3 separate regions of the Homo sapiens genome follow, and all the other regions are linked to region 2. Evidence: chromatin loops called from intact Hi-C (ENCODE). Cell type or tissue: A673. All regions are shown on one strand.

Evidence for each region. A loop is a pair of places that touch in the nucleus more often than their neighbours do. Peaks named below come from ENCODE experiments on the same cell type or tissue, not always from the same donor. Only the 100,000 strongest peaks of a DNase experiment are listed, where the experiment ranks them.
Region 1: it touches region 2 in a loop (5-fold over the local background); 33 of 110 quality-filtered maps call a loop at or near these places.
Region 3: it touches region 2 in a loop (3-fold over the local background); 7 of 110 quality-filtered maps call a loop at or near these places.

Annotation. Positions count from the first base shown.
Region 1 is chr2:224,365,677-224,373,676 of GRCh38, reverse strand. No RefSeq gene overlaps it. Among named protein-coding and RNA genes, the nearest start is that of FAM124B, 32 kb to the left of the region's middle. RefSeq lists a silencer at 371-665. In A673, CTCF peaks have their summits at 4,256 and 4,458 (motif pointing right); a DNase peak (open chromatin) is centred at 4,486.
Region 2 is chr2:223,965,873-223,973,872 of GRCh38, reverse strand. It overlaps MRPL44 (mitochondrial ribosomal protein L44), which reads right to left. Exons shown (of 4, transcript NM_022915.5): 4 at 6,159-7,010. The coding sequence ends at 6,839. Among named protein-coding and RNA genes, the nearest start is that of MRPL44, 12 kb to the right of the region's middle. In A673, a CTCF peak has its summit at 3,405 (motif pointing left); a DNase peak (open chromatin) is centred at 3,392; H3K27ac peaks cover 1,000 bases.
Region 3 is chr2:224,445,950-224,453,949 of GRCh38, reverse strand. No RefSeq gene overlaps it. Among named protein-coding and RNA genes, the nearest start is that of FAM124B, 48 kb to the right of the region's middle. In A673, a CTCF peak has its summit at 4,347 (motif pointing right); no DNase peak of the experiment used is centred here.

The DNA.
Region 1 (8,000 bases), 400 kb before region 2:
TAGGCATATTAAAAATCAGTTGCGTTGCAGTTATTTGGCTATTTTTAACCTTATTAATAATATTTCACACTTTTTGCAGGTATTATTTGTTCATTGCTAAACGTTAACAGAGATGGTAACATTTGGAAGCTTGCAAACATATTAGTTTATTAGTGGAAGTAGAGCAAGGGATGTGAGATTTGAGGGTGGAGCAGGAGACGATAGGAAGAGATGGACACACCTTGGCTTACAAAGGCAGGTGAAGCTGGAGCCTCAGCAGCAGCTGCCATGTGCCTTCTGCTTGATGGGAACTTTGTAAGGCAGCCTTGGTCTTTCCATTGCCCTTCAACAACCTGCTCGGTCACTCCAGTTATGCATGGAAGGATTGCTGGTGGAAAGGCTCCTTCCTTCCCTCCCAGAGAAAGAAGGAGAAAGGGGAAGGGAAACATAAAACAGGAGAATGGAGCCACAAGCACACACTGCATTTTCTGTTGATTAAAAGCTCCTCAATTACATTTCCATGTTACAAAATATATTCAGAAGTTCCTGAAAAACTCACTACCGTGTGACTTCCTAGCATCTTCTCTAAGCCATCATGGATTGGTCTTTCCCTTTCGCTCTGTTCCTTTCTCTTCCCTTTCCTTCCCTTTTTATTTCTTTTCCCTTCCCTCCCTCTGTTTCTCCCTTCTTTTTGTGCTTCAATTTGATCCTCTCTTTATTCTTTGCTCTGTTTTAAAATACTTTTTCTTTGCTGCATCTCCCAGGATTCCCTCAAGGGGCTGAGACGCAGCTGCAACTTCTAAATGGGCCTCCTCGCCTAAGCTCAGAGAATGAGCAATAAGAGATCTCTGGGGAAATTCTCCCTAGTTTCTAGTTCATTTCAGGATTCTGCTCTGGGTCAACTAAACCCACGTCACTTAGAAACAAACTGATCTCTGCATCCACAGCTCCCTTGTTTTGCACCTACTAAATCCTTACCCGAGGTTTGAGATGTTTCTTAAACATTTCTCACAATTCGCAATGTTTAAAATTCGCTGTAGCAAGTAAGAGGAAAAGGTGCTTATGGCCCCTAGGCCACATAATTAGGATGTATGTTATTAAAAACTTGATTTCATCAAAATTTATTTTCTAATATAATTATTTAAAAAGTCTTGTTATTCCAGAGAACCTAGCTGAGTTATTGGAGACACAAAGTCTCTCTTATTGGAAGAAGAAATGTATTGTTTTCACAAATCCCAGTTCTGCCAGAGATGTTTCTGAGGTGAGTCTCTTGAGAACAATAATTCTTTTTTTTCTTTTGTACTTTATTACTTATTTTTTACCTTTAATTGGTATGATTCCATATTCAAAATTTAATAAAAGAAATATTCATTGTCTATTTCTTTTTTGGACACTTATTTTTTATTTGTTCTTAGACATTCACTTCTGAATATTATCATAATTAGTTTCATTGATTATAGCTCAAAATAATTTTGTCATATATAAAATTTCTTCCATATGTCAAAAATGCAATTTAGGCCTTTCTTACATAAACATCTCTATTGTCAAGCAAAAAGCTGCTCTTAACTGAGTTTATTTCTTTTTTTTAACTTTTAAGTTCAGGGGTACATGTGCAGGTTTGTTTTATAGGTAAACTTGTGTCATGGGGGTTGGTTGTATGATTATTTTGTCACACCAGGTATTAAGCCTGGTACCCATTAGTTATTTTTCCTGATCCTCTCCCTCCTCCCACACTTCACCCTCTGATATGCCTCAGTGTCTATTGTTCCCCTCTGTGTCCATGTGTTCTCATCATTTAGCTCTCATTTATAAATGAGAACATGCAGTATTTGGTTTTCTCTTCCTGCGTTAGTTTGCTAAGGATAATGATCTTCAGCTGCATGCATGTTACTACAAAGGAAAAGATTTCATTCTTTATATGGCTGCATAGTATTCCATAGTGTATATGTATCACATTTTCTTTATTCAGTCTATCATTGATGGGCGTTTAGGATGAGTCCATGTCTTTGCTATTGAAAATAGTGCTGCAATGAACCTATGTGTGTGTGTCTTTGTAATAGAACGATTTATATTCTTTTGAGTATATACCCAGTAATGGGATTGCTGGGTCAAATGGTATTTCTTTCTTTAGGTCTTTGAGGACTTTCCACACCATCTTCCACAGTGATTGAACTAATTTACACTTCCATTAATGGTGTATAAACGTTCTTTTTTCTCCACAACCTCACCAGCATCTGTTATTTTTTAACTTTTTAATGATAGCCATTCTGACTTGTGTGAGATGGTATCTCATCGCAGTTTTGATTTGCATTTCTCTAATGATCAGTGATGTCGAACTTTTTTTCATATGATTGTTGGCCGCATGTATGTTTTCTTTTGAAAAGTGTCTGTTTATATTGAGGATAATAATTCTAAGGAGAGACAATAATACTGAATTAGAGTTGATACTGATGACAGAGCTATCTGGCACTTCCCACATGCGAGGCACTCTCTTGAACATTTTGGTCTTCACAAAAGTCCTGTGGGGTAGGTGCTGTGATGATCCGAACTTTACAGTTGAGAAAATTGAGGCACAGAGAGGTCTAGAGCCTAATCCTGGACTGTGCAATGAGTCATGGGCACAGTTAGGATTGGAAGCGAGGCTGTCAGGCTAGTGTCTGTGTCTCTGACCACTAGCCTAACAGCCTGGCTTCAATCTATTAGGAAGAGGGGGGCAAGAAGAGTGACCTGAGCTTCACGCGGTCCACGCTGCCTCCACACTGTGCACACACAAAACTGGCGTCACCCTGGTTTCCTTTCTGCTCCTCAAGCATGCCCCACTTGTTCCATCTGCCTGGAGCTTTCTGCCCAGACCTGCCTGGTGGACTCCTTGTTGTCATGGAGTTTCAAGTTAAAATCCCTGCTGCAGGGGCTTGACCAGCTGACACGTTATTAAAACAACCCTGGCACCCAAGCCCTAGCGCAATGTCAGGACCAGAGTAGCTGCTTTTACAAATAATTTGTTCAACAAATGCACAGCAAGGAATAGGAATGTGGAAGAGGCTTCCATTCTCTGGAAGCCAGAAAGTAAGATATAGTCTTAGTGAGTTTGGGTTGTGTATTAGTCTGTTTTCACGCTGCTAGTAAAGACATACCTGAGACTGGGTAATTTATAGAGAAAAGAAGTTTAATGGACTTACAGTTCCACATGGCTGGGAAGGTCTCATAATCATAATGGAAGGTGAATGAGGAGCAAAATCACGTCTTACATGGTGGCAGGCAAGAGAGCTTGTGTAAGGGAACTCCCCTTTATAAAATCATCAGATCTCGTGACACTTATTAAATATTCGCAAACAGCAGGGGAAAGACTCACTCCCATGATTCAATCACCTCCCACCAGGACCCTCCCACATGTGAATTATAGGACCCAAAATTCAAGGTGAGATTTGCATAGGGATACAGCCAAACTATATCAGGCTGCTATCACAGAAAACCATAGACTGGGCAGCAATTTATTTCTTATGGTTCTGGAGGCTGGACATCTGCATTTAGGCTGCCAGTATGGTCCAGTTCTGATGGGGACTTTCTTCTTGGCCTGCAAATGGCCACATTCTCACTGTGTCGTCATGTGGTGGAGGGAGACAGAGAGAGCTAGTTCCCTGGTGCCTCTTCTATTAAAGGCACTACTTCCATTATGAGGACTCCACACTCATGGCCCAATCACCTCCCAAAGGTCCCACCTCAAAATATCATCGTACTGGGGGCTAGGCTTCAACATATGAATTCTGGGTGGTGGGGGGGAACATTCAGACCATAGCAGACATGAACTATATCATTCATGTTTGTATCCCAAGTTCTGGGCCCACTCCAGAGAGCCCTCTCTGCTTTTCTCAGGTATGTACTTTTCCTAGTTTGCCTGTTGGCTGCAGAGCTATTACAGCAGCAGTGGCTTCTTCCTCATCTCGTCCTTATTAGTGTACAAGCATCACTGCACATGTCTTTCATGGTTTGTGCTGTTGTGCTCTATCTGAAGCTCACCCCCAAGGTTTGGGCCTCCTCTGTTGGTCCCACAGTCATGTCCTGTGAGCCAGATCCTAGAGCTTGTTCAGGCTTCACAGGGCTCCACCAGCCAGAATCACTGCAGGAGCCCTGAGTGCAGCTCAAATGAGGGGATCTGGGGATGTGGGGGCTTCTAAGGAGCAGCTTTTCTCTTCGGTCAAGCGATTCTCAAGGGTCACAGCAGAAATGATGCTGTCATTCTCATTGTATAGGGCTGTTTGAGTTCCTGCGGGCACTGACGGTGGTTAATTCAAGCTAACACCCATTAAAAGTCATGGTTCCTTTATGTCCTCTCACGGGATTGCAGTTGCATTTGGGAATCTTCTCTTGCTTTGTGCAATGATCTAATTCACAGAATTAAGCAGGACTGAATTTCAGCAGGATTTTTTATGGGATGTGTATCTTATTTACCTTGCTTTTCACCCTATCAAAAGTCTGTCACTAGAGGGCACTGTTGTAACACTATGTAAATTACTGTGGCCGAATCGCCAAACCCTTTTTTCCCCCCTCTGCTTCACCCCAAGAGAAGACATGGTAGATATTTAAAAGTTAATTAATGCTTAGAAAGTTCCCCCATAGGAGTCTTGGTGGGAGGCAGAGCTCACCTGAAAGATGTCCCATCCCCATCTCCCGTGACTTGGGCTTATGACTTACACTTGGACAGTCAGCTAGTCTCACCTGGAGTTTTGATGTTCACACTCAAGAATGCGGCGGATTTCTTTTGGGTGGGAAGAGGACGTGGTCAGCATTGCTCTGGTCAAAGGAAGAAGCGATGTCTAGTCTTTGACCGTGGGGGCGGCGGAGCCTTTGGACCCACCTGGTTCTGTGGCCTGATTTTGGTTGTGATTCTGCCACAGTTCTCGTGAGTTTTCTGAGCCCAGTTCTCCAGCCTTCTGATAAATTCATTGTCAGCCTGAATCAGCCAGAATCAGTTCTGCTCTTACAGCAAATAATGGAGGCTGATACAGGTGCAACACTGATTGGGTTGAGGCCAGGTACAAAATTGGGGCACAATGTTAAGAAATTGATGGTCTGGATGTTCTGTTGGCTTTGATTCTTTTACTCTTTTCCTTTTGGTTTGCTCCTTTCTCCTCTTCCATGGCTTTGACAGTAAGGTGCCCAGCTCCTACTCCTTTAGCAGGCTAAGAAGGAAGCAGGAGGGGACACAAAGATGGAGGCAGGGTCCCTTTGGAGAAGTAGGTCCTCCTGTTAACTTTTGTCCAGGCTACACAAAACAAATCCTGCAGGCCACGTGTGGTCTGGCCTAGGTTACCAGGACAGAGCCTCAAATTAGTGTAGGGCCCTTTGATTTATAAGCAAGAGTGACTGAGAATGGATTACTTAAACAAAAAGGGAGAGAAGGAAAGTTATTGGTCATGTAGCTAAAAAGACTGTTGTCAGGGGATCACAGCCCCAGAGCCACATCCCATCAGCTCGGCCCTGGAGTGGGAAGACTTTGTCTTTTCAGAGAGCTCCAGGAGAAAATCCACAGGGAGAACGCTGATTGGCCTGGCCCGAGTCACACACCCATTCCTGGGCCAATTGGGTGGTCTGTGTGGCAGGGCTCTCTGATTGGTGGGGCCGTGGCTCTGGGTCCATTTGTTGGAATGAAGGATGAGGGGACCGGAGGGAGGAAGCCAGCCCCACAGAGCGACAGGGAAGGACCCTGTGCAGGAAAGGGACAGAAGTGAGAGGAGACAGCAAAAGCAGGCGTCCATTTCTGGCCAAAACTGTACCTGGCAATAAGAGAGGAAGGCCCTTTTCATGTCCCCGTGAGGGGGTCTGTATTAGTTCATTTCACACTACAATAAAGAAATACTTGAGACTGGGTAATTTATAAACAAAGGAAGTTTAATTGACTCACAGTTCCACACGGCTGGGGAAGCCTCAGGAAACTTACAATCATGGCGGAAGGCGAAGGGGAAGCAAGGACCTTCTTTACATGGTGGCAGGAGACAGAAGTGCAAACGGGAAATGCTAGACCCTTATGAAACCATCAGCTCTTGTGAGAACTCACTCACTATCAGGAGAACAGCCTGGGGGAACTCACCCCCATGATCCAATCACCTCCCACTGGGTCCCTCCTTCCACACATGGGGATTATAGGGATTACAATTTGAGATGAGATTTGGGTGGGGACACAGCCAAGCCACATCAGGGTCCTTGGATGTGGGCTTTGCTTATGTTTCAATGTCTTTTGACCTTGTGAGATCCCCCAGCATACAGTGACCCTCAGTCTGTTTTGTTTCCTTTAGAACCTGTATTAGTTTTCTAGGGCTGTTGTAACAAATGACCATAAACTTCATGGCTTAAAACAGCAGAAAGTTAAAGTTATTCTGTCATAGTTCTGGAGGCCAGAAGTCCAAAATTAAGGTGCTGTCAGGCCCACTTGCCTTCATGGAACCCAAAGAGAGACTTCCCTGTCTCTTCCAACTTTTGGAGGCTTCAGGCCTTTCCTAGCTTCAATCTCTGCCCCTGTCTTCACATCGCCTTCTTTTCTTTGTGTCTTCTCTGTGTCTCTTATAAGGACACTTATCATTTGGTTTAGGGCTCACTCAGATAATCCAGGATGAACTCATCTCAAGATCCTTAATTTAATAACATCTGCAAAAACTCTTTTTCCAAATAAGATCACATTCACAGGTTCTGGGGGTTAGGGTGTGAACATAACCTTTTGGGGGGCTACCATCAACTTACAACAGAGCACTTATATAATCTTTTCTGGTTCAGTCATTTATTTGTATTACGTGTCACCCTCCCTTTGCCCACTCCACTGCTTGCTCTCTTTCTCTCTCTCCCCACCCAACTCTCCTCTGTCTTTCACTCCATCAGAGCTAGGATCTGTCTGTCATCTCCATAACTGTATCCATAGGACATAAAACAGTGCCTGAACAAGGGAAAGAAAGAATGAAAGATTGGGTTTCCTTGGACTGTGGCCCCTTAGCACTTTATCCATAAATTTGGTGCTGCTCTTAACCTATTGTGTCAGTGTTGGGTATGTATGTACATATGTATAGATCCCTGGTTTTAATATGCGCTCCCTGAGGCCTGTTTTTCATAATTCCAGGCAATCATTTCTGCCCCATAATTCAGAGCAATAAAATTGTGTGCCAAGTATTATGCTACACGCTGACTTGGTTATTAATAATAGATAAAGACAAGTATAAATACAGCCCACACATTGCATAGGTTTGATTTTATTTGGATTCCAGCTGTAAATAATTTTGGCTTTCTCCCATTCCTCCCAATATTTTTCTCATATCAAATTACAGGGTAAGCTGCCAAGCCTTGAACCACGTGTGGCCACAGCCTTTAAGTATGTTTTTACTCTAACCCTTCTTTTTCAAGTCAATCCCTTTGCCAAATTTTTAATTTTCTTAAATTGGCCCAGAACAATTGAGGCGTGAAAAGAAGCCTTCATATGGACAGTAAAGTGGTTCTAACAAATTGAAAAGTAAGAGACTAAAATTTGTTTTTGACTGCCTTCCATCTAGTCGTTTAAAAAATCATAATTACCATGTTCTACCACCTAAGCCGCTGCCTCATCAGTCTGAAACACCTACTGGGAAGAAGTATTAATGGAATAATTTCTAGTGAGACACTTCATAGCCACAAAGATAATTAAATGATAGCACCGATGTCCCACTGCTTTGAAGGTTTGTGTGTGTCCACCCTGTGTACATGGAGGGTTTCCAGCCAGCCTCCCACGAAGTCTGTCTTGATTGCCTGCTACCAAGCAACCACACAGTGCTGGGCACTGAGGAAATATTGGCCTGGTTTGCAACCACGGGATTTAAATGGATTCTTGGAGCTTTCTGCAAAAGAACAGTTCTCCCATGTTTGAAGAAAGAAGTAGGTGTACTCCAGAGAAACAGGTTTCAATTACATCGCGCATTGCTCTGCTAAATGAGCAAGCTTTAAAAGGGCCCTGCAGACGCCACAAAAATGTTTCCCAAGTGCAAAAGTGTAAAAACATAAGCATC
Region 2 (8,000 bases):
AATTTAGACTTAGAGACTGCCACAAAAATTACAGGCCTGTGATAGATCATTTTTGCTGTGTAGACATGTTTTTTTTTTCCTAAAACTTTTTTTGAGAAATTTAAAATTCCATTTCCATTTTGACACCTAATAATTTTTTTTTTTTTTTTTTAGAGATAGGGTCTCAGTATGTTGCCTAGGTTGCCCAGGCTGGTCTCAAACCCTTGGACCTCCCAAAATATAGGGATTATAGGAGTGAGCCACTGCACCAGGCCTCTAATCATAATGTTATCTGCAAACATTAACAATGTATTTGGTGTGATGCAGAATGGTGATTTCTCATTTTGCAAATTTCTCATTTAAGTCATACCATCACTCCAAGGTCTCTCAGTTGCCCAGGCTGTAATGCAGTGGTATGATCATGGCTCACTGCAGCCTTGAACTCCTGGGCTCAAGCAGCCCTTCTGCCTCAGCCTCCCGAATAGCTAGGACTTATAGGCACGTACCACCACACCTGGCTAATTTTTTTTAAAAAATTTTTTTGTAGAGATGGGGGTCTTTGCTGTGTTACCCAGGCTACTCTCAAATTCCTGGCCTCAGGCAGTCCTCCAGCCCCAGTATATGGACATGTTTGAGCAAATAATGTATCTTATAGATTAGATGTCACACTGAGTTTGAACAAGAGAGAGGCTGCAGTTTTCCTAAAGTAACAAAATGATAGACGTTTGTTAAAACTGAGACAAACCATCAGTGTAGTCACTCTTTTGACAGGTCATGAGATGGGTACTTCCGATTCTGCCTTGGTCACTGTGGAGGAAGAGAGTAGGTACCGACCCAAATACACTGAAAGCTCTGACTTAGCTGGCCTTTCACTCTGTCCTAAAAAGGAGAGGTGACAGGAAATTTTGAAGCAAAAGAAAATCCCAATCACAACAGAAGTTTACAAAGAGGCCCAAGGGAGTGGCCTTTGTACCGGGAGTGCTGTTTTCTGAAAATGAAAAACTGAATAATACATGAGATTCACATGCAGGGCGGGTACGAAAGAGCAGGGATGCAGGCGTTTCCCCTGGGCCAGCAGAGTAGCAATTGCCCACTTCCTAAGAGTGATCAGTGGTGACAGCTGGGAGAGAGGTGAGAGCTCGGTAAGCTGGGAAGTGACTTCTATGTCCTTGACCTCCTGTGAATGTTGAAAGACACTGTGTCATTTGCCTACTGAGAGTCGGCTTTGGGAGGCCCAAGAGTGGAAGACACTACTGGCTTTAAAGCTCCATTTCTCTGGGGATTCCCAAACTGTGCCTTCGACCATCTCTTAAATCTTGAAGAAAAAGAGAGATGTGATTTAAATGAGAAATTTGCAAAATGAGAAATAGCTGTTCTTCATCACACCAAATGCATTGTTAGTGTTTTCAGATAAAATTATTATTAGGTAGCAAAATGGAAGTGAAATTTTTGATTTCTTGGTGCCATACCTCCTTCATCTAAGTTTATGATCCCACCTTGACCCTCTCTTGAATCTTGAAGATAAAAATAGAGATGGTGTGATTTAAATGAGAAATTTGCAAGATAAGAAATCACCGTTCTTCACACCAAGTACATTGTTAATGTTTGCAGATAACATTATTATTAGGGGCCTGGTGCAGTGGCTCACTCCTATAATCCCAATACTTTGGGAGGCCCAAGGGTTTGAGACCAGCCTGGGCAACCTACTGAGACCCTATCTCTTAAAAAAAAAAAAAAATTATTAGGTGGCAAAATGAAAATGAAATTTTAAATTTCTTAGTGCTATACCCCCTTCATCTGAAGTTTATAATCTCTTGCCAAAGGTAAAGTGAAGAATGGCGGGCCTCCATGCCTATCCTTCCTAGACAAAAAACAATAAAAAAATCCCAGGACCAAGAATTGAGTCCTGGTGGCGGACTGCCAGGAGCCTCATGAACATCACTGTCAAGTCAGTTCATCTGATGACGCTCAGCTGATTTTTTTTTTTTTTTTTTACTAGATTTGTCTTATTAACTGTGTAAGTCTATTGCTAAACGTCTCCTGGCCCTTACTGATATGTCTTCATGTGAAGATGCTGACATCAATAGTTTATGTACAGGAAACATTGTCAGAAAGTCAAACTCTTCCCCTCTCGGAAATATCCTTCTCTGTCAATGACCTCTTTACTCATGTCTTCTGCAAAAAAGAGGATCAGAATAGAACAAACTGAGTTCATTTGAAATTTGAAAAATAAAATAGGGACAGGGTCTTGCTATGCATCACAGCTGGTCTCACTCCTGAGCTCAAGCAATCCTCTTACCTTGGCCTCCCAAAGTGCTGAGATTACAAGCATAAGTCTCCATGCCAGGCCTTCATTTGCAATTTTAATACACAACAGCTCAGGTGAAAAGATACTCCTTGAACTCCTCTGAATAATCAAATAATGTCGTTCTTCCTCAATTGAAGAAGGAATAAGTTAATGTTTTCAACTTTCCCAATTGTTTTTCTCCCAGAAAGTTTTCTTAAACCATTAGTCTTCTGTATTAGTAAACACTAATAGGCAGGCAGATAAATGAACAACAAATAGTCATGGAAAGCACAAAGACCACCAATGCCAAAACAGCTTTCTTTTTTCAGGAGCATGTGTGATTGTGATTTTTGATTGTATAAGTTCCAGGAAAAATTGTTATTAGTTTGCATGATGGGATTAGATCTAGCAATCATTCTTGGTATTATACAGAGAGAACCATGGCTTTCAAGTAAGTGCTCTGATACTCAACCAAAGTTAAGAGACTCTAGGTCCCAGAGGACAATAGTTGAGGGACTTTGCAAACTAAGGCTGGGGGAAATGGAACAGGGATGAACTGAGGGGAAGAAAAACAAAGTGGGCTTAGGATGAAGAACGTGGGCAGCATGCTGGCAGCTGAGCATCCTCAGTGCATACCCCTCTGCTGAGGGCTGCTGTGAGCTGGCCACCCTGATGGGAAGACTGTCTACGTCTGGCTTCAGGAACTGTCCCGATGGACACAGGATTCCCTTGCCTCCGCAGTGCATCTTCTCCTATCAACAAAAGGAAGTAGGAAGAAAGAAACACCAAGAAGAGGCCTGCAAAAAGGTCTTCTAAAAGTTTTATCTATGGCAGCCCTGCACTCTTCCTTCTTTCCGGTGAATAGAAAAGAGCTCAAAAATCCATACCTTCACATCTCAGGTGAATTGTTCATACATCAAATTCTTGTAACATCCAAAGGCGAGGGAAGAACAAGGTGAGCTGGCTCCTGAAGAAGTATTCATGGAATATTAGAGCCGAAAGGGGCCTTGAAAAGTCATATTTCATGGTAATCCTGTGCCATATAGACATAATCTTTCCTGTATCGGTAGAAAATAGGTTCCCCATAATGGCCAATTCACATACTAAATTGTGCAATAGGATTACAGCACCATCTTGTGGCCAAAATCAGTACAGCTCTGAACACAAAAAGCTCCAATTTGTTCCATTCTTACTTGGAGTTTAGTGTTAGTTTCCAGTTTACTTTCTTGTGACCACATACAACACTTTGAGAAAAATATTCCTCATTATACATATGCATATAATAAAGAGTATGAATTTAAAAGAATAGGGGTTATGTAATTAAGTCTGTAGACATTAATGTTACATTTTTGGCTAGAGGATTTTTTTGGTACAATTATACTTTGGGCACAGGGAACTGGAGAGTGGGAAAAGGTGGAAAAAGTCAGAATTTCAAAGTAAATGACTAATGTCTTCCTCTGGTGTGAACCTAAATTCAAATGTCAGTGCTTCCAGTCTTATGACTGTCTTCTCAACATGGACGAGGCATTAGTCAAAGAGCTAGTCCTTCACATGGTCACTGAATGCTCTTGGTCACATGCACCATTTGATGACATTCTTGTACCCACATGTTCCTTCTACCCACATATCATACTTATGCAGTTAGGCTCATAGGACAAATAGCTACTCAGAGACTGGTTCCAAATTTCAAGCTATATTTGATATGCAATTGAAAATGTATGTCAATTTTTCTAAATTTTCTACATTTCTACCCTATTTTAGAGGGTGCTTTTAAAAAGTACAACAATTTAAGTTCAAAGAAGGCTTTACTTAGAAATATGTTGAAATTACATTCTACATAAGGCATATGGATCTCTACTTGCAAAGTAGTTTTATGAACTAGAGCCAGACTTGTCCCACATGTAAATTTGGAAGCATTCAAAGTTTAAAAGTTTGAAAACCTAAAAGGATAGTTCCCCTCTAAGCTTGCAGGGTAAGGTCCTGCAAACTCCCCTGAGCAGGAGAAATTTGGGAACGCACAATCAGCACTATTTAGCGGGGGGGGGGGGGGGGCGGGGAGGGGGAAGAAAAGGATTACTGGGTTTGCAAATGAATTCCCTAGACTTTCTTAATGTTTACCTTAAAAAAAATTAGAATCATACCACAGCTAGATTCTGCCATCTCACAGATGCTGGATAAGTGGTCAGAAGACATGTCTTTTGCTTTCCAGAAAAGTTTGTCATATAATCTCTTTTCTCCTACAGTGCCAATGAGATGCTTATCAAATCATGTTTACTTGTGAGTAACACATATAAATGGCATTTTACCACTGGTTTTGGTCCTCTATCCTTGTGTTCCATTACTAGGAGTTGAAGTTAACTCTGAAAAAAAGGTAAAATATAGTTGACCCTTGAACAATGCAGGGATTAGGGATGTTGACCCCTCATGTAGCAGTAAATCTGTATATTAACTTTAAACTTCCCAAAAACTTAACTCCTAATAACCTATGGCTGACTGGAAGCCTTACTGATGATATATTAATAAATAATCAATTAACACATATTTTATTATATAGATTATAAACCTTATTCTTACAACAAAGCTAAAAATATTAAAGAAATCAAAGAAAATATATTTACTATTCATTAAGTGGACACGGATGATCAAAAAGGTCTTCATCCTTGTCTTCACGCTGAGTAGGCTAAAGAGGAGGAGGAAAAGGGGGATGGTCTTGCTGTCTCACGTTGGCAGAAGCAGAAGAAAATCTGCATATATATACTGATCTGCACAATTCGAACCCACGTTGTTCGAGGGTCAACTTTAACTCACTTTTAACCTGCCAATTCAGTCAACTAGTTAATTTTTCAAATTTTCCCCTCCAAAAAGTCTCTGCTTTACCTTTGGGAGCTATAAACCCTGTAAGATAACTCAAGTTCCACTTTCCTAGCCAGGCTCAGGAAAGGCATTTCAAAGTTCCTTCATCTTTCTTTATAAAAAAATGTCAGGCCGGGCACAGTGGCTCACGCCTGTAATCCCAGCACTTTGGGAGGCCGAGGTGGATGGATCACGAGGTCAGGAGATTGAGACCGCCCTGGCCAACATGGTGAAACCCCGTCTCTACTAAAATACAAAAAAAATTAGCTGGGTGTGGTAGCACGCACCTATAGTCCCAGCTACTCGGAAGGCTGAGGCAGGAGAATCGCTTGAACTCAGGAGGCGAAAGTTGCAGTGAGCTGAGATCGCGCCACTGCACTCCAGCTTGGGCAACAGAGCGAGACTCTGTCTAATAAATAAATAAATTCATGGCAAATGTACTGTTGGTTTTAACATTTTACCTCTTTTCTATTCTCAACTCGTAGGTCCTGCTATTCTTGTTAACCCCTGGGAGTGACTAATGGAAGACTCAAACTAAAAATTACTGTTGCCAAAGTTTTTAACAAATGATAAATCAAAAGGAATTTGCAGTTAGGGGATTATTGAACTGACCACAAAGGATTAGAAAACCAAAACCTCTCTACTGAATTAAATGTGTTCCAATACTTACAACACTGCTTGGTACATACTATTATTATGACTAGAATACTAAATTGAACTAATACTGGCTTTATTTTCCCTTCACCATTAACATTTTAAGCTGTTTTTGAGTTTCAACTTCTTAGAAAAGGCAATTTCTGAAAAGCATAAATTTGCCTTTTCCTGCTATTTATAATAGAAATTGAATAAGAAACATACTAGAAGTATACATAATTTTAAACTTAGAATTTAGGGATCATGTAAATAGCTGCCTACTTATAATCTGTACTATGCATTTCCCAAAGAGTTTTAACATTACTATTTTAGTTAAAATTGTATTACAGAAGCGAAGTTCATCAACCTCCTGCCATTACTGGGTATATCAAATTAAAATGCAATGTTAACATGTGGAGAAAAAAAACTTTATTGGTATTACAGCAAAAAATTCACATAAGATACATAAATTATGATACCTCAAAGCTAGACGCAAATAAAATACACCTAATTATACAAATTCTATACAATTAAATCAAGAACATTAGGAAAATTTTTTTGCAAAAATGTCAAAAAAAGATTTGATCTGGTCGGGTATAGTGGCTCACACCTGTAATCCCAGCACTTTGGGAGGCCAAGGCGGGTGGATCACCTGAGGTCAGGAGTTCAAGACTAGCCTAGCCAACTTGGTGAAACCCCATGTCTACCAAAAATACAAAAATTAGCCAGGTATGGTGGTGTGTGCCTGTAATCCCAGCTACTAGGGAGGCTGAGCCACGAGAATCGCTTGAACCTGTGAGGTGGAGGTTGCAGTGAGCCGAGATCGCACCACTGCAGTCCAGCCTGGGCGACAGAGTAAGACTCCATCTCAAGAGAAAAAAAAAAAGATTTGATCAAACCAAGATTTCAGAAAAACAAAACCAAAAACACTGTGACTTGGTTAACACTTATTTAATTTTGGGAACACAGTAAAAAACAGAAACAAAACATCTATTTCTTCACAATTGTGAAAATGTCTGGCTTGAAACACCTTTGACATTTATCTCACTTTCGCTCTCAAGTTTCAGGCTGCTGCATCCATGGCGGCTAGCTGGCAGTGATGCTCTTTTCTGCTCTCAAGGTTTCTTTGGGCTTGGAATAGTTCCACGGCCGTCTATTTTCTGTGAATCCATAAAGTTTTCTAAGGGCCACTCGAGCAGCCTCTTCTTCTGCAACCAATACTGTTTCCCCAGGTCCTTCTGCAATCAACTTTTTATCACTAGAAAGAGAACAAACAGTAGTCTTAAATTACATGGAATATTGTAAGACAGTACACAAAGCAGTTATAAAGCAATTATGCCTTCTACATCTATTTCAATAATACCCATTAGAAGTAACACAATAGCTCTGATAGATCATCTTTTGGATTTTAACTAGATTTGTTGCAAGTTCATTACATATGGTAATTAGACAAAGATACACTTACGTTTCCTTAGAAATATATACAACTCTGTCAAGTCAAAAAAGCAAGTCGTATCTAGGTTTTCAATTGTTGATGAGAGAATTGGAAGAATATGTAAATAAATATCTCCCTACAAAAACCTGAAACTAGTAAAAATATTATCAGGAATTATGACTATTTTTATTTTTAATGTGTGATATAACTTGGGAAAAATAAATATCTCCTTACAAAAACCTGAAACTAGTAAAAATATTATCAGGAATTATGACTATTTTTATTTTTAATGTGTGATATAACTTGGGAAAAGATTCTGTTGAAAAAATTATGCCTTTTGAGTCTGTCATTTAAACTTTAACACAAATAAGAAACCAGAAACCAGCTCTATATTTCAAATTAAGAACTTTAGGCTGGGCATGATGGCTCACACTTTTTTTTTTTTTTTTTGAGACTGAGTCTCACTCTGTCGCCCAGGCTGTAGTGCAGTGGCACGATCTTGGCTCACTGCAGGCTCCGCCTCCTGGGTTCGCGCCATTCTCCTGCCTCAGCCTCCTGAGTAGCTGGGACTACAGGTGCCCGCCAACGCACCCGCCAACACGCCCAGCTAGTTTTTTGTATTTTTAGTAGAGACGGGGGTTTCACCGTAGCCAGGATGGTCTCGATCTGACCTCAAGATCCGCCCGCCTTGGCCTCCCAGTGGCTCACAGCTTTAACACCAACACTTTGGGAGACCAAAGCAGGAGGACTGCTTGAGCCCAGGAGTTAGGGATCAGACTAGGCAACATAGTGAGACCTCTGAAAAAAAAAGAA
Region 3 (8,000 bases), 480 kb before region 2:
CAATAAGGAAGTGCATTCCAAATTCACAGGAGAATGACAGTTTCCCAACAAACATGAAAAAAGCTGCTCGATATCAGTAATAAAAGAGGACAATTGGCCGGGCACGGTGGCTCACGCCTGTAATCCCAGCACTTTGGGAGGCCGAGGTGGGTGGATTACTTGAGGTCAGGAGCTCAAGACCAGCCTGGCCAACATGGTGAAACCCCGTCTCTACCAAAAATACAAAAAAAATTAGCCAGGCATGGTGGCACACCCCTGTAATCCCAGCTACTCGGGAGGCTGAGGCAGGAGAATTGCTTGAGCCCAGAAGGCAGAGGTTGCAGTGAGCCAAGATCGTGCCACTGCACTCCAGCCTGGCCGACAGAGTGAGACTCTGTCTCAAAAAATAAATAAACAAATAAATAAATAATTAAATAAATATAAAAAATATTAACACTGCTCAGTGTTGGCAAAGATACAGGAAAACAGACACAGCTTTCAGTTGTTTGAAACAACTAAAATATACCAGGGTCCACATTACCTGCAGGAGATACCAAAGGTCATTCTGGTGTCAAATTGTTTTGTTCTGGGTTTGACATTGGACTTGAGAGTTAGAAAATCCAGGACCTTTTTCAATTCATTCACAATTAATCCAAGAAACCTGATTTATCAATTTAATGCTTATTATGTTCTGGAAGAAATGCATAGGCTTGTAATGATAATTAAGATTCAATCTCATTCTCAATGAGATCTTGGGATTCCTGCAAGTTTGGCCTTCACTTATGCAATCTGTAAAATGAAGGCATTGGGCTTAGATGACTTAGATGGTTTCTTCAGTGTCTTACAGGCTTACATGTTATATTTTTGAATTGCTATAAAGCATGTTTTGCAAATTCTGACACCAAACAATGTTTTGCATTCCTATAGCACAGATAAACCATGTTTATAGTAGCCTTACTCATTCTCCATTGGGCCTTAGGTGGTACAGTGATGTCCAAGTGACTCGTGACCTCTCACTTCTTCCACTTTTCCAGGTAGAAGATCAGCCTTGCTCAGCCTCCTGGATTAGATGTTTTAAGAAAAGGAGAATTTGCATCAAAGTTCTGACATTAATTGTTTGAGGAAAAGAGGTAGATTTCCTAAAAATTCCCCTGAAGCCCATAGGATATATTCTCTTCAAAATAATGAGTGGGCCGGGTGCAGTGGCTCACACCTGTTATCCCAGCACTTTGGAAGGCCATGGTGGGCAGATCACTTGAGGTCAGGAGTTTGAGACCAGCCTGGCCAGCATGGTGAAACCCTGTCTCTACTAAAAATACAAAAATTAGCCGGATGTGGTGGTGCATGCCTGAGGTTGCAGACAGCCGAGATGGTGCCACTGCACTCCAGCCTGGGCAACAGAGCGAGACCCTGTCTCAGAAAAAAAAAAAAAAAGTTATATCCAGTCAAAATCCTAGAATCAGGTCAATGACTGTTTTTGATTACCTATTCTAACTCTAATGGAGATATGCCAAGGAAAGTGAATAACGCAGTAAACTTTAAAAAGTAAGTTCAGACATGTTCCTTATTGGCATATTTTAAAAAGGGATTCTAACATGCAGCCTCAAATATTTCTGAGAATTAAGTAAACATGTTAAATGAAGGAAAAAAATCTCTTATTCTCATAAATGACAAAACTGTACCATAAATGCAAACCAATTTAAGAGAATTAAAATTGACTTTTAAAATAAACTAAAACTTCAAACATTATGTTAAAAAAATTTTAAAAAGGTGAGACTGAAGATTTTGAAATTAACATGTTCTATTTCACAATTTTACTTATAGAATAATCTCATCATTCATAAATATAGAAACAGGAAAGGGGCTGCTTTATTTGGGGAAAAAATATTTCTCATGGTAGTGTTTCTCGAAGTGTCATTCATGAGCTACTTTTCTCAAAATTATCTGTGATGCTTGCTAAAAACACCCTGATGTCTGGACTTCTTCCCACACCACTGAATCAGAATCTCTGAATGGTGGGCCTGGGAATATTTAAATTTAACAATATCCACAAAGTATTCTATTGCACACTAAAATTTGAAAACACTGCCTTAGACAGCTATTAAAATTTGTATGTAAATGTCACGGATGGGCAGCATTTATACACGTTAGAGTTTGTATGTATATGTGATTTTTTTAAATGGTGGTATTTTTGAGTTATTGTCCCATATAATTATTTAGTTAGTTAGTTAGTTAGTTAGTTATGTTTTTTGAGATGGAGTCTCTCTGTGTTGCCCAGGCTGGAGTGCAGTGGCGCGATCTTGGCTCACTGCAACCTCTGCCTTCCGGGTTCAAGTGATTCTCCTGCCTCAGCCTCCCAAGTAGCTGGAACTACAGGCACGTGCCACCACCCCTGGCTAATTTTTGTGTTTTTGGTAGAGAGGAGGTTTCACCATGTTGGCCAGGCTCGTCTCCAACTCCTGACCTCAAGTGATCTGCCTGCCTTGGCCTCCTAAAGTGCTGGGATTATAGGCGTGACCCACTGTGCTCAGCCAAGGATTTGTGTATTAATATTTTATTTTAAATTTTATGATTGCTTTTAGACAATTATTTCATGTCATTAAACATATATGCAAATATGTATATATATATGTATTTGTGTGTATACATATGTGTATATATATATGCACACACACACACACACATATTCCTCAAGTTTCTTATGCTACCATAAAGTTTTGTCAGGAGCTTGAGTGGCTGTAAGAGGAACCAGATAAGAGAGAACAATAGTGTATTAAGGGAAGAGAGTGCGAAGGAGAGATGAGAACCAAGAAATCCATCTATGATGACTTTGAAAATGGAATTGGAGATCTGCCTGGGGATGCCACACTCCACTTCTTCACATTCATGTGAGACATGGGGAAGGCCAAGGGTTGAGAACAGGACGCCCTTCCCATGAGAAGAGCAGTCTGATTGTCTTGAGTGGCACAGTTAAGACCCAAAAATACAGTGGTTAAAAGAAATGGGCCGGGCGTGGTGGCTCACACCTGTAATCCCAGTACTTTGGGAGGCCAAGGCGGGTGGATCATGAGGTCAAGAGATCGAGGTAATCCTGGTCAACATGGTGAAACCCCGTCTCTACTAAAAATACAAAAATTAGCTGGATATGGTGGTACGCACCTGTAGTCCCAGCTACTCGTGAGGCTGAGGAAGGAGAATCGTTTGAACCCAGGAGGCAGAGGTTGCAGTGAGCTGAGATCCTGCCACTGCACCCCAGCCTGGTGACAGAGTGAGACTCCGTCTCAAAAAAAAAAAAAAAGAAAAAAGAAAGAAAGAAAGAAATGGAATGTTGGAGGGGACTGGCAGGTGGAAAATTTCAGACTTAACATGATAAGTAATAGGAAGCCACTGTAGCTTCCAAGTGAGGTATCTATCAGACAGGTCCTGGAAAACAACTAGATAAGTAAGTTTAAATCAACCAGGGGGAAAAAAGATTAAATGCCTTTTAACAATCATAATTAAAATTAATTAAAATATCCAAAGTAGAAATATAATTTGGATTTTTCCCAACCTCGACAAAATAAAATATTTGATTCTGGATAACCACTGGTACTTGCTACTTTCAGATAATTCATTCTTATTCTAATCATGCTCCCCAGTTAAAAATATAGCATATCAGGATTTGAATCTGATTTTAAGTTCTTAAACTTCAAGTTGACTGTATAAAAGCTAGAGAAAAAATACTTAATTAGTATAACATTTAATGTTTTATAGGAGAAAATTTTGCTCTACAAGTTCCCAAATAATATATACCACCAAAGTTTTTATTCAAAACACAGACAATAATACATGAATTCACTTGAAGAATAATATTCTCTCCCATTGGGTCTTGTCAGCAAATGTCTAATAGTAGTTTATAAAAAGAGCCCACTGTAGCATTGATTAGTTGTTACTATTTTTTTGGAAATTAAGAGTGGATCATGGAAAGAACATTAGTTATTAATTTACAAACTGAGCTTGGGGTGAGACCTCAGGGCAGGGGCACAACCTTTCTGTGTGTAACTTAAACAAGGTAGTTTGGGCCAAACTGATTGGTCCAATCAAGCTCTCCAATCAAATGTTCATATGTGTGTGTGTTTTGCCAACATTTTTTTTACCATTGGTTTTATGTGACTTGGCACATAAAACACTTGGCGCCATGTGTATGGTCATATACAGGGCATATTTGTCACTACACTGGCACCATGATCTATGGTCACATGGGGTCACCTGACACATTTATATAACCTGCCTAGCCTCTTACGGCATTTGAATCAGGCTACTGGAATAAGACCTACTTCACCTTCAAAAATTGTCATAAACTGGCACTCACTGAATCCACCAGGGGTCAGCACACCAAGCATTATCACCCCAATATTGATAGGAATTGAACAAAGAACAAAAATTTAGAAAGCTGAGAAAAGCCAAATATCCTTTGAAATGTGCATTTGCCCATAATTTTTTTTTTCCATTCAGGTCAGGCAAGTTGCCATATTTATGTTTGTTTTCAGCTGCTTCTGTCCTTCCCTCTGAGGACCAGGAACTCAGCAGTCATTAACCCTGATTTCAACTGAAGATGACTCCACAGGTTAACCTTTCAACTTATTTCCCTTGCACAAAACCCGTGGCAAATACAGATATCCCATAAAAAGGGAAAACTGTTATGAGAGAGTCTGGATGAAGAACAAAATAAATTATTTCATGGACCAGAAATTGATCGGAAATGCAATGCTATACAACAGCCAAAGCCACACGAAAACCCTCACTAAAATAATTATTGCAGAATATACTTCAGTAGGAAGGAAAATAAAAAACGTAGAGGAAAGATATGGAACGCAAAATAAGGAGGGGAATCACAGAAATTGATAAAGTATAAATGAATCTTTATAAACCATTGACTATAAAAATATTCTCAATTTTTATTTGTTGTGCTCTAAGAAGTACAAAACTAAAACTCTCTAGATAATAATAAATTGAAGAGGAAATGTAAATGTGAAGTTAATATGTGCTAAGGACTTTTTGCCGTTGTTCAGAACAAAAAAGTAAAATTACTAAGCATTTTGTATTATTTAGAAAAATATATGATGAATATGTATGTTGACAACTAAAGGTAAATAGTCAAAAAATGAAAACACTATAAGTAACTTCCAAAACAAAAGGGGGTAATATAGCAAGCTTCACTAATTCAATAAACTATTAAAAAAAGGAAAGAAAAGAAAGACAAATGAAGGTGAACAGAAAATCAAAACTAGGAGGGTAGAAATCATTTTAAATCAATCAATAATACAAAATTAGAAAATGGAGTAAGCTTGCTATAAAAAAGTAAGAGACTGTATGATTAAGTTTTTAAAAACTCTAGGCATAGTGCCTTGGTCTGTTCCAGCTGCTGTAACAAAGTACCATCAACTCTGTATAAACAGCAGAAATTTATTTCTCATAGTTCTGGAAGCTGGGAAGTCCATCATCAAGGCAACAGCAGACAGGTTTTCTAGTGACGGCTCACTTTGTGGTTCATAGATGGAGCCTTCTAGACATGTTCTCACATGGTAGGACAAGGCAGATCCCTGGAGCCTCTTTTATAAAGACATTGATTTCACTCTCATGACCTAATCACTGCTGAAAGGGCCTACCTCCTAATACCATCACATTGGTAATTAAATTTCAATATACAAATTGTGGGGGTATAACATTCAGACTATAGCATATAGTATTCTTTTTTTTTTTTTTTTTTTTTTGAGACAGAGTCTTGCTCTGTTGCTCAGGCTGGAGTGCAGTGGGAAGATCTCAGCTCACTGCAACCTCCGCCTCCTGGGTTCAAGCAGTTCTCCTGCCTCAGCTTCCCGAGTTGCTGGGATTACAGGCATGTGTCACCACCGGCTAATTTTTGTATTTTTAGTAGAGACGGGGTTTTACCACGTTGGCCAGGCTGGTCTCGAACTCCTGACCTCAGGTGATCCACTTGCCTCGGCCTCCCAAAGTGCTGGGATTACAGGCGTGAGCCGCTGCGCCTGGCCAGCATATAGCATTCTTATAGAAAATACACACAAAATGAAATCAATGAGATAAATTGAAACTAAAGGGATGGAGAAACTTGTCTCATGCAAACAGTAATCAGATAATAAACCTAAAAAGCTGGAATAGCAATATCGATTTTAGACAAAATATAATTTATATTATACTATATATAAATACATTAATTTTTACATAAAATATTATATAAATAAAAAAGGAAAGAACTTAAAAGTAAGAGAAACATATAGTACTCTTGAACTTATAGGCACCTGAAAGATGGACCATACTCATTTTCTGGTCACACTGAAACTAAATAATAAAAAAAGAAGGCCGGGCGCGGTGGCTTACACCTATAATCCCAGTACTTTGGGAGGCCAAGGCGAGCGGATCACCTGAGGTCAGGAGTTCGAGACCAGCCTGCCCAACATGGCGAAACCCCGTCTCTACTAAAAATACAAAAAAAAAATTAGCCAGGCGTGGTGGTGGGTGCCTGTAATCCCAGCTCCTCGGGAGGCTGAGGCAGGAGAACTGCTTGAACCCAGGAGGCGGAGGTTGCAGTGAGCTGAGATCTTCCCACTGCACTCCAGCCTGGGTGACAAGAGCGAAACTCCTCCTCAAAAAAAGAAAAAAAAAAAAAGAAAAAAAAAGAAACTAAATAAGAATTCAACAATAAAAAATACCAAAATGAGTAAATAAAAGTACTAATAAAATAAGTAATATACACACACATTTGGAAACTCTAAAATGTAATCCTGAATAATTTGTGGATTAATTTTAAAAAGATGGCACCATGGAAATGACAGCATATGTAAGACGAGAATACTAATAAATGTGTTACATACCAACATTTGTGGAATTCAGCAAAAAGTTATTAGAATTTCATTTTGTGGGAATAAATCCCAGTACTTTGCGAAGCCAAGGCAGGAGGATCACTTGAGGTCAAGAGTTCGAAACCAGCATGGCCAACATGGTGAAACCCTGTCTCTACTAAAAATACAAAAATTAGCCTGGTGTGGTGGCGCGTGCCTATAGTCCCAGTTATTTGGGAGTCTGAGGCAGGAGAATTGCTTGAACCCAGATGCAGAGGTTGGAGTGAGTCGAGGTGATTACACTGCACTCTAGTCTGGGCAACAGAGAGAGATTCCATCTCAGAAAAAAAAAAAAAAGAACAGGAGCAGAAAGTAACAAAGTATTAAAAAAAAGGAATGAGAATCAACAAAATCAAAAGCCGTTTTTTAATCTATAATAAGAAATAAGAAGAGGCAATATCTATTGATTTAGTAAGCATTTTTTAAACTACACATGAACATTTAAAACTTTGATAAAATATTTACTTTTCTTAAAAAATATATGAACTGCAGAAACTAATCCAAAACGACAAAGAAATTTTGAATAAACCCATAGCCATAACAGAAATTAAAGTAGCCCTCAAAAGGTTCTCCTAGCATTCTCTCTACCCCTTGAAAAAAGATTGTGTCTTCTAGACATGTTTAGAAACCAGGCCAGATGATTTTTACAGGGAAGGTCTTACCAAACTTTTGAGGATCATTTGTCCTATCGTTTTTTTCTTTTACTTTTTTTTTTAACTTTTTTTTTTCTCTGTCACCCAGGCTGAAATGCAGAGGCGCGATCTCGGCTTACTGCAATCTCCCCCTCCCGGGTTCAAGAGATTCTCCTGCCTCAGCCTCCTGAGTAGCTGGGACTACAGGTGCGTACCACCACGCCCGGCTAATGTTTTGTATTCTTAATAGAGACGGGGTTTCACTATATTAGCCAGGATGGTCTCGATCTCTTGACCTCGTGATCCACCCGCCTCGGCCTCCCAAAGTGCTGGGATTACAGACATGAGCCACCGCGCCCAGGCCATTTGTCTTATCTTAAACCGTTTCAGAGAAAAAAAGAGAGAGGAAGTTATCGAGCTAATTTTATGAAACTTATATAACCTTGATACCCAGACAGGACAAGGACAGCAGAAGAAGAGAAAGTCACAG